Linked DNA regions of Mus musculus: region 2 is linked to region 1. The links are chromatin loops, found by intact Hi-C in ENCODE. Cell type or tissue: gastrocnemius. All regions are shown on one strand.

Region 1 (8,000 bases):
TAGTTCATGGTGGGGGCTTGTAGAACCCTGGAGAAGGGACATCAGCCCCGATCCCAGGCAGTGGACTGCAGAGTGGAAGAGGGAAGCCCAGGCAGGGGACTGGTGGCAGCTCAAGTCCAGCACTGTGATACTGACGACTGTCCTGGGCATGTCCAGAGCATCAGGTGACAGCATCACAGCAGTGCAGGTGACATGTATTTACTTGTTCTCTGTCTGCCCTCTCCTTCCTCTGCCAGTGGAACAGCCATGGCTACGATGTTGCCAAGGTCTTTGGGAGCAAGTTCACACAGATCTCACCAGTCTGGTTGCAACTGAAGAGACGTGGTCGTGAGATGTTTGAAATTACAGGCCTCCATGATGTGGACCAAGGTTTTTCCACTTCCTTTTTATCTATACGCCCCCTGAGGGCTGAATATGGTAGTGTGAGTGTGTCTTTGTGTCTGTGTGTGTGTGTGTGTCTGTCTGTCTGCCTTCTCCCAAGTGCTGACATTAAAGGTGTGAGCCACCACAGCTAGCCAGGTTGTGTATTATGACTAATGAGTAGCAGTGTGAATGTATATAAATATATCAATTGTGACTCTGTTAATAGGCCTGTAATCTCTGCTGCTCAGGAGGCTGTAGCAGTAGAATTAATTACAAGATCAAGGTCTGTCTGTGTGTGACTCTGGATATGATTGTAGGGGTGTGATGGTGAGAGATATCACGTGTGACTAGGTTTGTAACTGAGTGTGAATATGATAGACATGTAGTTTGCTGTCTCACACCACACCGCTGGGCTCAGAGTGGATCTAGGTGTACAGAGTGTGAAGAATGGCCTGCCAGGTAAAGACAGTCCCTGGGGCAGTCACCACCGTGAAGTCTGCAAGGCTGGTCAGCTACAGGGGGTAAGATACTGTCCTAGGGATGACAGATTGAAGGGCACTGGGGATTGGTGCCGTCTCCTTTCTTTTCTGTCTCTAGTGCCAGGAGCTGTTCAACGTTCCTTCTCTTTAATGTCAGGGCTGCGTGTGAGTGGAAGGCAGGCAGGCTCCGAGAGACTTGTGCATCTGGGCAGTGACTGGTCGGCTCTCCCTTTTCTCTCTTCCCTGGTGCTCTGCATTTGGTGTCCAAAGAAGAAAATAGGCTGGGTCAGGGCACGTCACTGATGACACACACTGGGACTAGATAAGCTACAGGGCTGAACCATATTTGGCCTCTGACAGAATTAACAGGGTTGACTGGGTTTAGAGTTCTGAGACCAGGAGTGTTCTTTCCCGATGCTGTGAAGATCTGGGAAAGCTGATGGGAGAAGGGACCAGGACAGGAAGAGGGAGTGGAATATAGAGTGGAAGGGGGATAGGAATGACTGCAAGGTCGCCCTGGGCCAGGAGAGGAGTGAGGAATGGTCTGGACATATGCCCTCTACTGACTGTCCCTTTCATCTCTGACAGGGTGGATGCGAGCTGTCAAGAAGCATGCCAAAGGTGTGCGCATAGGTGAGTTCAGCGGGCCTGGGGATGGTCAGAAGAGCAGCCGTAGCCATACCGTGTAGATGTACAACTTTGCTGTGGGTAGACAGGTACCCTAGGTCCTTGCATGTTCCTTCCAATCTCAGATGTGCTACTTGAGGGTATATCTCTCCCCTGAATGCTCTGAGCAGTCAGTTGAACTTGGTCACCAACACCTCCCTCCGTGGCTGGTGGTTTTCCTGCATACTGCTCCCTTTTCCTTCTTTCTTCCTGTCTTGCAAGCGTTACCGAGTTTCCTGGTGCCAGACCCCCCTAGGCTGGACCTGAGGGTGATGTTGCCCCTACCCTGCCTGTGCCTCTGAGGCTCATAGCTGGTATGGGAAGGAAAAATTTCCCAAGGGACAGCAGGAACCTGAGGGCAACAGAGGAGCCTATGGAGCTCAGGGGAAGCTACTGGAGGCTCAAAAGCAACGACAAGAGAGGACCTATCATTCCACCCTTGTGGTACAGGAGTGGAAGCCATCAGGTCAGATTGAGATAGACAAGGTAGTAGCAGCAAAGATCCAGATGAACTGGGGGTCTAGCCCAGCCATTTTCCCAAAATCTGGGCCCTAGGGATATTTGACAAGTTAGTGTCTCCTTATTCCTTCCTTCCTTCTGCTAGGCTGTGTGGGTATAGAATGTCTGCACTGAATAGATCCATGACTGCCTCGGTGGCCTCCCTGCTGGTCCCTGCTCATGCAGACAAGCCATGATCTTTCTGTGTGTTCTCTCCTGCCATCAGTGCCTCGACTTCTGTTTGAAGACTGGACTTATGATGATTTCCGAAACGTCTTAGACAGTGAGGATGAGATAGAAGAGCTCAGCAAGACTGTGGCACAGGTGGCAAAGGTGAGACCTGTGTGCTCCTGAGGACCTCAAGGCTCAGACAGAGCTTGGAGCACCAGCCACCAGACCCCCTCTCCTCAGACAGGCTGTACAGTCTACTCCCAACTTTCCTCCTTGTCTTGCTTTGCTTTCTTCTCTGACTCAGGCTCCCAAAGGTCCCCACCTGCAGCCTTCATTTGTTTCTTTTTCAAGACAAGTTTTCTCTGTGTAGCCTTGGCTGTCCTAGAACTCGCTCTGTAGACCAGGACGGCTTCAAACTCATTGAGATCCACCTGCCTTTGCCCTCAGAGTGCTGGGACTAAAAGTGTGTGCCACCACTGCCTGGCTTCTCCTCTTTTTTCTTTAACATTATTTTTGTGTGCATGTGTGTAGAGGAGGAAATGATGTAACATGTGTGTAGAGGGCAGAGGACAGCTTGCTGGAGTTATCCTTTCCTACCATGGGAATTCCAGGAATCAAACTCAGGTTTTCAAACTTGGCAGAAAGCCCCCTTACCTACTAAGCTATCTCGGTGGCTTTTTTTATTTAAATTTTTTTTGAGACACAATCTCACAATACCCAGATTGATGTCTGAATTTATTATGTAGCTGAGGCTAGACTTGAACTTCTGACCCACCAGCCTCTACCTCCCAAGTGCTGAGATTACAGGTACTATGACCTGGCTCCTCTTGCTTGACTTTTTTCTTGGGTATCTTCTTATTCAAACCATGTCTTCCAGGGTGGATAGCATAAACCCCACTCAGGCTGTACCACCTCTTGCTGGTAGCTTTGGGAGTTCCAGAGGTGGGAAAGTTTTTATCTCTGGGGCCAGAAAACTTCCTTTGGCTAAAACTCTATAACTTCCAGAGGTGAGACCATCCCTGCTGGCCATCAGGATGCCTGGGCTACTGCAGGGGTGGAGAAGTGTGGGCAACTGAGCACCTCTGCCCTCTGGCTGCTATGGCATACCCCCTCCCCCTGCTGCCTACTTCAGAAGAACTAGTGCAGACTGGAGTCTTGCCTCATAAGTGACTGGGCTACTTTGCCATGTGCCGAGCCAGTGCCGCCTCTTCTGTCTTGCCCAATCCTCCTAGATTCCCATTTCTCCTCACCTGCCCATTTCTTTCAGAACCAGCATTTTGACGGTTTTGTGGTGGAGGTCTGGAGCCAGTTGCTGAGCCAGAAACATGTGTGAGTGGGGATGTGGGCAGCTGCTTAGTTCTCTTTCTGGCCCCTATGTTTGGAGAAGCCAGAGGAAGAACCAAGGGAGAGAGAATCTGCCTGGAAAGGCCTTCCTTCCCCAGCCTCTGGGCTCTGGGTTGGAGATGGGACCCTATAAAAGGTGGAGGCCTACCCAGAGAAGCCATGAATAGCCACAGGGCAGACAGCTTGTCCTGACCACATCACTGTGCTAGTCTGGAGGTCCCTCTAGGATGGCTAAAGGAAATGGGGGATCCTCACCCAGGAGGACTGAATGAGAGAAGGGTGGCTGGGTCTACGCTATAGATGATCAGCTTAAACCCAAGTAGATTTCCTCACTGAGCACAAAGGAGACTTCCTGGGACATTAAAAAGAGGCTGATTGAGTGTGGCCAACACCTGGGGTGTGATGGTCACAATGTTTCCCGGGGAAGGAATGTCCAAGTGCATATGAGCAGTCTGCTGGGAGGAGGCCGCAGAAGGCCTCATGTCTCCTTGCTGCCACCGTCCCAGCCAGCAGCCAACGCATCTGAGACTCACAGGAGTGAGACCAGGAAGGAGGGACTTGTGCAAAGTGCCAGCAGCTCACACAGCCTAAGGCTGGCTGCTGAGGAATGAGCCTTCCTGATCTTTAGCTCAGGGTCCTGAAGCAGGGACCTCTGCCACATTGGGAGTTCTACCCTAGAGAAGGTGACACAAAAACATTTTTCCCTGCATAGGACTGACGCTGTCTGGGTACACCCTCAGTAGAGGTTTACACAGTTCATAGCAGATGTTTCGGATAGTAGAGGCTCTGGAATCAGCTCCATCTCCTTTTCTTGCATAAAGGAGTTTGTTTGTTCTTTTTTAGCCACAGCTCAGAATTGGCTCCGCCAATTCTCCTGTCATTTACTGTCTCAGAGGTTCCTCCTTCCCCTTTGTTACCCTTAGAGACTTTGCTATTTGCAGAGACTGTAGGCCTCAACTCTGTCCACTTGGAGGCAGCATCCCCACACGAATCTCTTGTAGCCTGTGAAGGAGGTTCTGGTGCACTCACTGTAGGGGTGGGAATGAGGAAGTCATTTGATGAAGGGATGTTCATTCTGGGAGCCAGAGGGTGTACCTAGTGCCAGGTGTGCCTGGGCCTTGCCCTTGATGAAAGACCCCAATCAGAGGCCACAACAGGGGAGAAGTGTGCCCGTGAGTTAGTAGGGAATCTTCTGCCTGCAATACCCCTGAAAGGACCACAGCTCTGGTCTGTGAGTTAGGCCAGAGACTGCCCCAGACTCTTAGCCATGTTATATCTCCAGACCCAGCTTTGTGTCCTTGCTGGGCAGAGGGCCCACCAAAGCTGACTGTGCTGCCAGACATCCTTTCTTTTAATTCTGGAGACTACAGATCTATTAATCAGAGATTTGCTATAATTTATTTGTGTTTCAGCACATTAAGTAGGCAGCGAGACACAGCTGCATTGTGTCTAGGCTCCCAACGGATCATTAATATCAGATGGGGAGGTCTAGGGGTGGGAGGCTCAAGAGCCTGCAGTAGGAGACGTGGCAGTAGGAGCAGCCTCCATGAACCTTTGTGCTCAGGGAACAGTGCAGAGCTCTTTGCAGAGCAGGAATGGGACTGAGGCATAGGTAGTGGCCAGGCTCCTGAGCCCCAAAGTCCATCTAGTTTATGATTCCTTTGGACACTGCCCCAGGAGGAGCCTGGTTGCTGTAAGACACAATAGAAATATAGAAGGAGAGCACTGCTCTGGTTGCCGTTCCCTGCCTCTCAATATTGTAAGTATCTGTGTGGATTTGAAGAGCTAAGTCACATGTTTGACACATACATGTTTACCCTTAGTCTAAGGTGATGGTAGGGCCCATGACTCTTGGTTTCAGGAGACAGCCTTTTCTCCAGCTTTCCCAGAGTGTAGTGGATGTGTCGAGGGACTGTGACTCATCTCTCGGGACTTTTCTTCAGATTGCCATGTCGAAATATTTGCCCTTAGGCAGAAGCTGCTAGTCATGGTAGGAGATGCTATGCAGGCAGCCTTTAGGGCCTCCTGGTCTTAGGGTCCTATGAGAGCAGGTCCCGCCAAATATCCTGGTCTGCTTGGGCTCCCCATCAAAGGCTCTTCTTCAGGGCTTTAGCCAGCCTTATTCAGGATAAATTCCATTTACTGGGCTCATCCCAGCAAACACCACAGGTCTTGTAGTAGTAACCTCTCTAAAATGTGGATGGCAGCAGTGGCAGGGAAGTGATGGCTGCTGGAAACAGTAGATTTTTTTGGGTAACCTTGTGTAACCTTGTCCCTGGAAGATACTGGTCCCTCAGTGGAAGAGAGACTGCTAATCAAGAGCCTATATTCTCTGCCCCCATTGCTGTCTCATCCCAGTGGCTTCTGGTCACATGCATTGGCTACTTGGCACAGGCTTGGAGATATGCTGCCTGCAGGATCTGTTGGCTAAGTCTTTTATGGGCTAAGTCTACTGCCAGTCCCACTAAAACTCTGTCTGGGGTACTCGTATAGAATCCCTATGTCTAGAGTGGCTGTAGTGTGGGCCCTTGAGAGGAATGAGGTAGGCGCGTACTTGTCTTCTGAAAGCCCCTGGAATGATCTTAGACATCTCTGAGTCCTTAGGTCTCATATGCCCTGGGGAAAAGATCATCCTGCTGCTGTCCTGCAGCCCAGCAGAAGGGTCTTCCTTTGGTGGGCTTGGCTTTCCACATTACTTCAGCACATGGGCAGCATTCTTCTGGTTCACCTGCACAAGAGATGTATTGCCTGCAACCTGCAAAGTGTATACCAGACCAAAGAAGGACAGACAACTGGGACTTACTGCCCTTTAGCCCCTCATTGCTAGAGTTGTTACACTGGAATCCCTGATACTCAGGTTGAAAAGTTATAGCTCAATTTGGGTCACATCAGGAGAGTGAAGCCAATGCTGTCCAGAGCTGGCCACTGAGAGGACTCTAGACTGTCCCCAGAGATGTACTAGGGGCAAGTCTTGCAGCCAGTAGGGTACTCAGCTTTGGCTGAGCAAATGTAGGACTTGTCAACCTGTCTGCAGATGGAGCTGTTCCTGAAGGTCCAGGTGTATAGGGAGGGAAGACTTTCTTTACAGCAGTAGCAGAGCCTCCTTGAGTGAGCATAACATAACAGACCTGACCTCACAGCCGTTGCATTGGGCCAACTCCTTAGGACGGCCACCTGCAGGGAAACAGCTGGTGTAGAACATGCTACGGGCAGTCCACTAGAGGGGGAAGGGGAGGGCGGGCTCCCAGGCCATGTGGGGAGAGAAGCTGACATTTGTCCTTGAGGTATACCACCAGCTGTCTTCTCTGCCTTGTCTGATTTCCCCATCTCTTGCCCCCCTGCTCTCTCTTAGTATCTTCTCCAAGTATTCTGCCCCATCTTCCTTCCCTATCTGGTATGTTGCTCAAAGTGTTTTGTGGTATTCCAAAGCTTGAAGGTGACTAGGATTCTCTGGGTCAGTGCTTGGCCCTTCAGTTCCCTGAAAACACCACTTTCCTGGGTATCCCCAAGTATGAGGAAAGGCAGGCTCAACTGGGGTACAGAGTCTCCTTTCCCTCAGCTTCCCTCATGGATTCACACGAAGAGCAGTACAGAAAACCCTGTGAAGGGCTTGTAGTTCTGCAACAGGGCCTAAGGCTGGGGCTCCATCTGGTATGTTCTTGATGCAGTGGGTGCCACAGTGCTCTGGGCTAACCTTGCTTCTTGCGTCTTACAGAGGCCTCATTCACATGCTTACTCACTTGGCTGAGGCGCTGCACCAGGCCAGGCTGCTGGTCATTCTGGTCATCCCACCTGCTGTCACGCCGGGGTAAGTGCACTCTTAGGGTGGAAAACAGTTAGTCAAGGGCCCAGACCCTCTCTTATCAACATGGGCTCCTCATTCAAAAAAAAAAAAAAAAGGTTGTAGGGGAGGGGAAAGCTGACCTACAGTTCTGACCTATCTTGTCCCTCAGTATAGACATCTACTGAGGAATTCATCATCATGAGAATCCACAAGTTTAGACTCATTATCTAATGTCCCTGGGGCTCTGAGGTACCTAGTTCAGTTCTTAGGCTATCAATACTTAATTGCCTATAGCATATTGCACTATAGCTGGGCAAGCTGCTGCCAACTGGAGCCACCGAAGGGATCTGGGCCTTTGTTCCAGACTCTGGCTCTTTCCCATTCCCAGCCATGTGAGGCAGCTCTTTTGGAACCTTTGGGACAAGATGTAATGACCTAGGTACAACTGGAGCCAAGGCATTTGGACTCCCATGTCTACCCTGCCTAGAGCCTCTCTTAGAAATCACCAGTGTTTGACTTAGAAATAACAATACTGTGAAGTAGGAGACTCAGAGTCACCCAGGGATAGACCTGGAGTACAGCAGGCAGGAACAGGTATGGAAGGCAGGTAGAACTATTGGGTAGTAGTCCTAGGAATCTTCCTGGTGTTTAAGCTTCCAAGGGCAGCCCTATCTATTTGGCCTTCAAACTCTCTG
Region 2 (8,000 bases), 120 kb after region 1:
GAGTGCTGGGATTAAAGGTGTGTGCCACTTTTGATGGGCAGAAGAGGGCTGAGAATACCATGGTGGGGCAGAATCTTACCCATGTCCTGGGTGTGGGAGTGCCCCAGACACCACTCTCCTCTCCTGCTGCGTTTACCTCTGTGACATGTTCACTGCTGCTCTTCCCAGGTTATGGGGACCTTGGATCCTGGTGGATCTCTAAGGGGATGCACCAGACATTTACCTGTTTGGAAGTACCTATAGTGGGAAAGGGTAGGATGCAGCCAAGGGTGTAATGGTGTTGGTGGACAGTTAAGGTGACCTGGGGGCCTGAAGGTAGAGTTATTAGGTCAAGTGGAGAGCCTGTCCAGGGAGGTTTCAGAACCACTGGAGCACCTGCAGGTCTTTCAGGGTCCAGTGACCAAAGCTGGGTAAAATAATAGACTTGCTGTGGACCTCTGAGCAGGTCTTCTCAGTTATGTATTCCTGAACCTGAAGGGCTGCTGTCCTGCCCCCAGGGAGTAGGCCCTGGGGTGGGTAAAATGGACTGCCCCTAAGGCAGGTTCTGGGACCAGGATGGCCCCAGGAGCACTGGAGCAGTCTATGAATAGGGATGAGACAGCTGGCCCTATCATGCCCTCACTTTTCTGGACCCCTCTTTTGCAGGTGTGTCAGCCCAGTCCTTCGTCCACTGTTTCACACTGGCCAGTGCTGCCTTCAACCTACAGGTGGCCACCCCAGGGGTGAGTAGTCACCCTTCTCTAGGGTGAGCTGTTCTCCTTTCTGAGTTGAGGCTAGGAGAGTGTAGAGAGCCCTCTGTAGCTGATAGGGCCAGGAGGGAGCTACCTTCAGGTAAGGGGATCTACAGCCAGTCTTGGAGGCATCCTTAAGCCACCATCCCAGTTCCCTGACTCTGACTACCCATCTTCAGGGAAAAAAAATTTTTTTCCATTGTGGCTTGCACTTTTGCAGGCCATCTTTAAGTGAAAGATAAGGCTTGACCCTAGTGTGTGGGTCCTACACACTTGGCTCCTAATAGGAGAGATTATTGATTCTTGCATGTATCCTGGGGACATACGGTATAAATGGGTCACGGCAAGTGTGTATTGTGTATTTGTGACTTTGAGTGTTTTGAAGTCATGAGCTGGGTGGACAGTTGTTGCTACTTTATAAGTAGGAGACTGGAGACCAAGGGAGAGCAGGGTATAGAAAGACCTCAGTATTGAGTAGCACTGGGCTCCACACACTGGGGGTTTGGCTCTCTGGGCCTTTTTTGTACTTGATCTTTCTCTCTCCATAGCCACTGGAGGCTTCCTGCTTGGGCCAGCCAGTAAAAGTGCTATTTAAGAGGGTGTTTGTGCCCTGGGCTGTTTTTAAGTCTGTTAGCCTTTCTGAGTTTTCTGCCATCCAAATGTGGGGGAGATACCAGTGTTAACCCTGCTTCTGTAGGGAAAGGCCATTGACTTTGTGGATGTGACTGAGAGCAATGCCCGATGGGTACAAGACTTCCGCCTCAAGGCATACGCCAGTCCTGCTAAGCTTGAGTCCATAGATGGTAGGTTGGAAATGAGGTCTGTGGTGGCTTCTGGACAGCGGATCCCTGTGGAGGACTGTGTCCTGGCGGTGCCCTTATTTGACCTGTGTTTTCCCCCTAGGTGCCCGGTACCATGCCCTCCTGATTCCCAGCTGTCCTGGCGCCCTGACAGATCTTGCCAGCAGTGGGTCCCTGGCTCGAATACTGCAGCACTTCCGCTCTGAGAGCAGTGGGTGACAAGAAACTGCAGGATAGGCTGACAGGCAGACACTGGGTGGGAAGGAGGAGGGAACAACCACAACAGTGGATGACAGGGAACTAGACTATATAGGCTTGGAAGGGGGAGATGGAGTGGATATTGGGTACAGGGTTTCGTGTTCAGGACTGGGCATGCCTGGTGATTCATCAGCCCATCAGATGGGAGTGGGGAGCTGCAGCGGCTCTGACTACACACAGATAAGTTTGCTCTGAGATCATGTGCACAACAGAGGGATCCCACTAAATATACTGTGTGTACTGTCAGTCAGTGTGCTGTGGGCCTTTTCAGGCTGAGAGGGCTGGTGACCATGGCCTCTTAGCTTTCTCCATGGTAGGCTAGTCAGGATGCTGTCTGGATTCCTGATTGGAGTGGGCAACATCTGTTGTGATAAGCACACCTGTAGGCTGGGACAGGATGCTCATAAGAGAGTAGCATGCAGATAGGCTCCACATGGTGTCCTTTGTTGGTGAGAGCTGGATTTCTAGGCTGAGACAGGCAGCATTTGTTCCCAGTCACCTCGGCAATGGGAACGCACTGGCCATTAACTTGCCATTGGGGGAAAGCCAGGGTAGCCTCATTGCAGAGCAGGATGTCCCCCTGGGAGGACAGCCCCCAATAGCTTCTCTGCAGTTGGAAGCAGTGGCTGGTACATAGACTGGGAGTTCTGCATGCTTGCACATGTCTCAAAGCTCAGGCAGTATGGGCTCTAGGTTAGTCTTGAGACATCAACCTTGGGTGAGGGGACACTTGGGAGGGGACCCTACCCAGGATAGCATCCAAGGCCTTAGACTATTTTGCTGCTTTTAGAACCCATCTGCGCCATTGGCCATGGTGTTGCTGCCCTGTGCTGTGCTACCAATGAAGATAGGTCCTGGGTGTTCCAGGGCTACAGTCTGACAGGGGTGAGTACCTCGTGCACAAGCCAGCATCCTTCCTTACCCCTACCTGACCCAGGAGGAGCTTCCTGCCTGCACTGTGACCTGTCATTCCCTATGCTGCTACAACAGTTCTCTCCTTGCCTGGGTGATGTGTGCTAAGTGTAAGAAGGCAAACACATCCTGGAACCTCAGCCCCTTACCTGGACATCATGGGACCCTCCAAGGGAATCCTTCCAGAGGATACGAGGATACCTGCCCATCTCATTTTGGTCACATATACCTTGATGCCGTAGTGGCTTAGTCCCTAAAAGATGTCAGCTTTGCCTTTACCCCATCTCCCCCTGCGGATTTGATCTGCCTGGTCCCTGGGGTTGGTCCTTTGGGCAGTAGGGCATTGGACTGGGTAAAGCCACTAGCTGGTCTGACACAGGCCCTGCCCTTGCAGCCTTCAGTGTACGAGCTCATCAGAGCACCTGGCTTTGCCCGCCTACCATTGATCGTTGAGGACTTTGTGAAGGACTCTGGTGCTGGCTTCAGTGGTGAGTTCAAGTTGGTGCCCCTTCACTTAGATGGGCGAGGCTACTTGCTGTGTGTTCACAGATCCCTAATGGGTGGGAGTGGGTCTGGGCCTGGTCTTTGTGTGCCTAAGGCTTGTGCCTTTTGCCTTAGCCAGTGAGCCCGACGCTGTGCACGTGGTGCTGGACCGCCATCTGGTCACTGGCCAGAACGCTAACTCCACAGTTCCTGCTGTCCAGAACCTGCTCTTCCTCTGCGGCAGCCGGTGAGGCTCCCGGGCAAGGGTTTGGGCGGGTTCCCGCTTTGTGACTGGCTCCCTCTGCTGGACAGTTTTGTCTGTGACACTCTGTCTGCTGGTGCTGAGCCTGGACCATGTATTCATCCTATAGGAAGTAAGCTTGGATGCAGTCCTGGTGGCCTAGAGACAAGGACTGAACTCACCATGGTCTCCTGTACTGACACTCGATGGGACACTCAAGCCTCCATCAGGACCTTGTGGAATGCTGGAAGCCTCCAGGGATTAATACTTGTGGACTGTCAGTCCTAATGTAGACTAGGCACCCTTTCCTCCATCCCAGCACAGTGTCTTGGCTGGCCAGGCAGTCCCTGAGAACTCCAGATTGACGATTCCAAGAAGAATTGCCCACGGGATGTAGTCAGCTGTGGGGTCTCAGGATGGGGCGTTACTCTTCTGTGGGCTTTCGGCTATTTCTGTCCCTTCCACTGTTCATGGGAATCGTGTGGATGGACCACAGGCTGGAGCTTGCTATGAACTTCCTTTCTCGTCTTTCCTTTTTTTTTTTTTTTTTTAAAAAACTTGTTTATTTTTATATTTCCTATGCAATGGTGTTTTGTTTGAGCATATGTCTTTATGAGGGTGTTGGATACCCTGGAACTAGAGGTACAGACAGTTGTGAGCTGCCGCTTGGGTGCTCAAAATTGAACCCAGGTCTTCTGGAAGAGCAGTCAGTGCTCTTAACCATTGAGCCATCTCTCCAGCCTCCCCTATCCCCTCCCCCTTTTTTGAGACAGGGTTTCTCTGTGGCCTTGCCTGTCCTAAAACTCACTCTGTAGACCAGGCTGGCCTGGACCTCAGAGATCCACCGGCCTCTGCCTCTGCCTCCCGTAGGCTGTGATTAAAGGCATGTGCCATCACCTGGCTGTGAACTCATTTTTGTTGTTGTTTGTTTTTTTTTTTTAAAGAAGACTTACTTATTTTATGTATGTGAGTTCTTGCGTGCGCCTGACTCGACCATCAAGAACTACGCTGCAACAGGATCCTTCTGCACACATTTATTGGGAGAGCTTGATTGCAGAGGCGAAGAGACCCTGAGCCCAGAACTGGTGCTGCTTATATAGGCCTAGGAAAGGCGTGTCTCACACCCGGATTGGTTATGCACTATGCCTCATTTGCATGTTCCTCATCTGATTGGCTACTCAGTACCTTACAGAACCTCATTAACATACCTCATTTGCATGTCTCACATCTGATTGGTTATATTCTCAGTACCTCATTAACATGCTCGGGCCAGGCAGTGACTTGGCAAAAAGCTTTACTGCATATGTACACATTGGTTGTTTGTCCAAACTTATGCGTGGTGGCCAGCAGTAGCCAGCACCACTCTGCAACGGCACATGTGGCTTCCCACAGTGAGTACACTGTCGCTGTCTTCAGACACACCAGAAGAGGGCATCGGATCCCATTGGTTGTGAGCCACCATGTGGTTGCTGGGAATTGAACTCAGGACCTCTGGAAGAGCAGTCAGTGCTCTTAACCGCTGAGCCATCTCTCCAACCCGTTTTTGTTTTTTTGAGACACGGTTTCTTTGTGTAGTCCTGGCTGTCCTGGAACTCACTCTGTAGACCAGGCTGGCCTCAAACTCAGAAATTCACCTGCCTCTGCCTCCCAAATGCTGGGATTAAAGGCGTGAACCACCACACCCGGCTCAGGACTCTTTTTAAAGGTGAACAGTGTATGTTATCCTATCCCTAAAGAGGCAGAATTCTTTTTTTTTTTTTTTTTTTTTTTCTTCATAAAGCAAGTTTATTTCTGCAGAGAAAGTATCTTATGTTTACATCCAGGGAAGAAGCAGAAAGAAACTCCCCCTCTCAGAACTGGGTCCCCGAGTCCTCAGTAGCACGTTGTGTCTCAACGATCTTTACTGGGGACCAAAGAGGTTGGGATCATGAAGAGTCAAACTAGTTAGCGGCTGTTCAAAGTTACTCAGGCTCCAAGGTGGACATGACAGATTTTCAGGGCCAAGAGACCTGCTGTGACACGGGGGCTGATTGAAGGTGAGCAAAAGATCAGTCTGATACCGGGGCAGCCGCAGCAAGGCCTGATGCAGTGTGACATCCTTTGCTACCTGCTGGTTTTCTTTAGCTACCTGCTGCTTGCCAGAAAGGGACCAGGCATCCTGACAGCAGCCTCTCAGGGATAAGTTCTCCAAACAGAGAGGCTGTACAGATAGCACGTGCACAGCCCTAGCCCCCTGCACCCGGCCAACGTCCTCAAAATGGTACCGCGCAGCCGCTTCGCCCTGCACGTGGGCCTGCAGCTCCAGAAGTTCTATGATCAGACTCTGGTTGGTCACAGGATGGCAGAAAACTTCTTGGTTGTCTGGCACCGGTCGGAGGTCACTCACATCAATGGCCCCTGTAGGGAGGATGGCGGAGAAGGCGCCTCCGAACAGTGGACAGTTTCTGGTGGGCTCCATAGATCTAGTACTTGAGTCTGGACATTAGCGAGGTTTTAAAGAAACCTACATGAGCCTTTGAGACATCATTTCCCCTGGTGTTCCCGGAGCACCCACTACCTCCTCCCGTCCTACTAAGCAATCAAGAGGCAGAATTCTTGCTGAGAAAGTCTGCCCTTGTTTAACTATTGCTGGCCTGTGGTTTCGAATGTAATAGAAGTGTCAGCTCAGCCTGGTATAGTCCTGAGCCCTTGAAGTAGACACCGTGATGTCACTCTGTTCCATATGGCATGGAAAAAACATTAGCGTCAGTCACACCTTGAGATCCTTAAACTGGTGTTACCCCACAGTCTGTCCAGTGGCCTCTGGCCTACAGAAGCCTCAGCCCAAGTATTTCATCTACTCCTAGCAGGAGTGGCCACAGGTGGGCTTCAGCCATGTGGAGCAGGGTAGCCACGAGTCCTGTCTCCCAGGCCCTGGACAGGCTTTGGCCAAGGAACTGATATGGCTATCTCCCTTCTGGACATGGCTGTTTGCTGTCAATCCTGGGGCACCTGGCCTGGCCTGTAGATTCTGGTGAGCAGCCTTCTAGCCCTGGGATAGACACAAGTAACTTGAGCCTCTCACCCTCCATCTCCACTTACCTTTGCATATCCCAAGCACCAGAGACCCCTTTTGGTGGTTAATAACGTTTAATAAATGTGGAAGGAAGAAACAGGAGAGCCCACCTGTTTCTGGATTCCTCCTGGCCTTGCACTGCTCCCATCTGCCATGAACACCATGGAATGATGGGTATTTCTGGACAAAACCTTAAAAATCTGAGGCTGTGCCCTAGACTTGGCTGACTCAGACAGGCTGAATGGTCTGTAAACAACAAATATATTCAGCATACTTCCTGAAGCTTTAAGCCCCAGGTCATAGTGGCAGATGTGGCTGGTAAGGGCTTCCTGGCTCAGACCTCTTTGCTTCTTACCCGGTGGGAAGGGGTAAGTGCTCTCTGGAACCTCTTCAGAGGTTGCTGATGGTTTCACGAAGCTCAAGTCCCACTTAACACCATTACTTTGGAGCCAAGGTTTTAGCGTTACTTAGACAGCTTCAGACAATGGGGAGGTGATACCATGCTGATGGGGTTTGAGAGTTTCTAATTGGCTGGTTCTACATGAACTTCGTATCTTGTTTGTTGAGACAGTTTCTCTATGTAGCCCTGCCTGGCTACTCTTTTTTTTTTTTTTTTTTGGTTTTTCGAGACAGGGTTTCTTGTATAGCCCTGGCTGTCCTGGAGCTTACTTTGTAGATCAGGCTGGCCTCGAACTCAGAAATCCGCCTGCCTCTGCCTCCTGAGTGCTGGGATTAAAGGCGTGCACCACCATGCCTGGCCTGGCTACTCTTTTTTGTGGACTAGGCAGCTGCCCTCAAACTTGAAGACCCACACACTTCTGCCTCAGGACTGCTGGGATTAAAGGCATGGGCCACCAATGCCCACCTAAGCTTCACAGTCTATACTAAGACTTCCCATGGCTGTAGCAGGTGAGGTGGGCTCTGATAGTATCAGGCTTTGCTCCAGGGCCTAGGAGGAGGGGACAGCAGGCTGGAGAAAATGAAAACCCTGGAAAAGTAGCAGCTGAGTAGAACAACAGCTCAAGAGATGAAACCTTACACAGATGTGGACGGCAGAATTACAATAAAGGATGAAAAGGGAGGTGGGGCTGGAGAGATGGCTCAGCAGTTAACATGGACTGCTCTTTCAGAGGTCCTGAGTTCAATTTCCAGCAACCACATGGTGGCTCACAGCCATCTGTAACAGAATTTGATGACCTCTTCTGGTGCGTCTGAAGATAGTTACAGTGTGCTCACATAAAATAATTCTTACAAAAGATGAGGGCTGGAGCGATGGCTCAGTGGTTAAAAGCATTGGCTGCTCTACCAGAGGTCCTGAGTTCAATTCCCAGCAACCACATGGTGGCTCACAACCATCTGTATGGGGTCTGATGCCCTCCCTCTTCTGGCATGCAGGTGTACATGCAGATACAGCAATCATATCCATAATATAAATAAATAAAAAATTTTTAAAAAAGATGAAAAGGGGCTGGCCAATTGGCTCAGCCAGTGAAAGCACCCCACTAGAGTTTGAACCATGG

What was found. A loop is a pair of places that touch in the nucleus more often than their neighbours do. Peaks named below come from ENCODE experiments on the same cell type or tissue, not always from the same donor. Only the 100,000 strongest peaks of a DNase experiment are listed, where the experiment ranks them.
Region 2: a loop joins it to region 1, with 5 times the contacts of the local background. A loop is called at or near these places in 18 of 42 quality-filtered maps.

What each region holds. Positions count from the first base shown.
Region 1 is chr7:141,521,938-141,529,937 of GRCm38, reverse strand. Chid1 (chitinase domain containing 1) reads left to right here. Exons shown (of 13, transcript NM_001142681.2): 4 at 237-369; 5 at 1,431-1,475; 6 at 2,233-2,339; 7 at 3,445-3,506; 8 at 7,237-7,329. Among named protein-coding and RNA genes, the nearest start is that of Chid1, 14 kb to the left of the region's middle. In gastrocnemius, a CTCF peak has its summit at 4,478 (motif pointing right); DNase peaks (open chromatin) are centred at 4,516, 6,713 and 7,266.
Region 2 is chr7:141,404,520-141,412,519 of GRCm38, reverse strand. It overlaps Gatd1 (glutamine amidotransferase like class 1 domain containing 1), which reads left to right. Exons shown (of 8, transcript NM_172116.4): 2 at 646-722; 3 at 1,429-1,534; 4 at 1,635-1,742; 5 at 2,580-2,674; 6 at 3,096-3,189; 7 at 3,320-3,431; 8 at 3,556-4,336. The coding sequence ends at 3,562. It also overlaps the pseudogene Gm4535. Among named protein-coding and RNA genes, the nearest start is that of Gatd1, 5.6 kb to the left of the region's middle. In gastrocnemius, no CTCF peak of the experiment used is centred here; DNase peaks (open chromatin) are centred at 1,664 and 3,440; H3K27ac peaks cover 422 bases.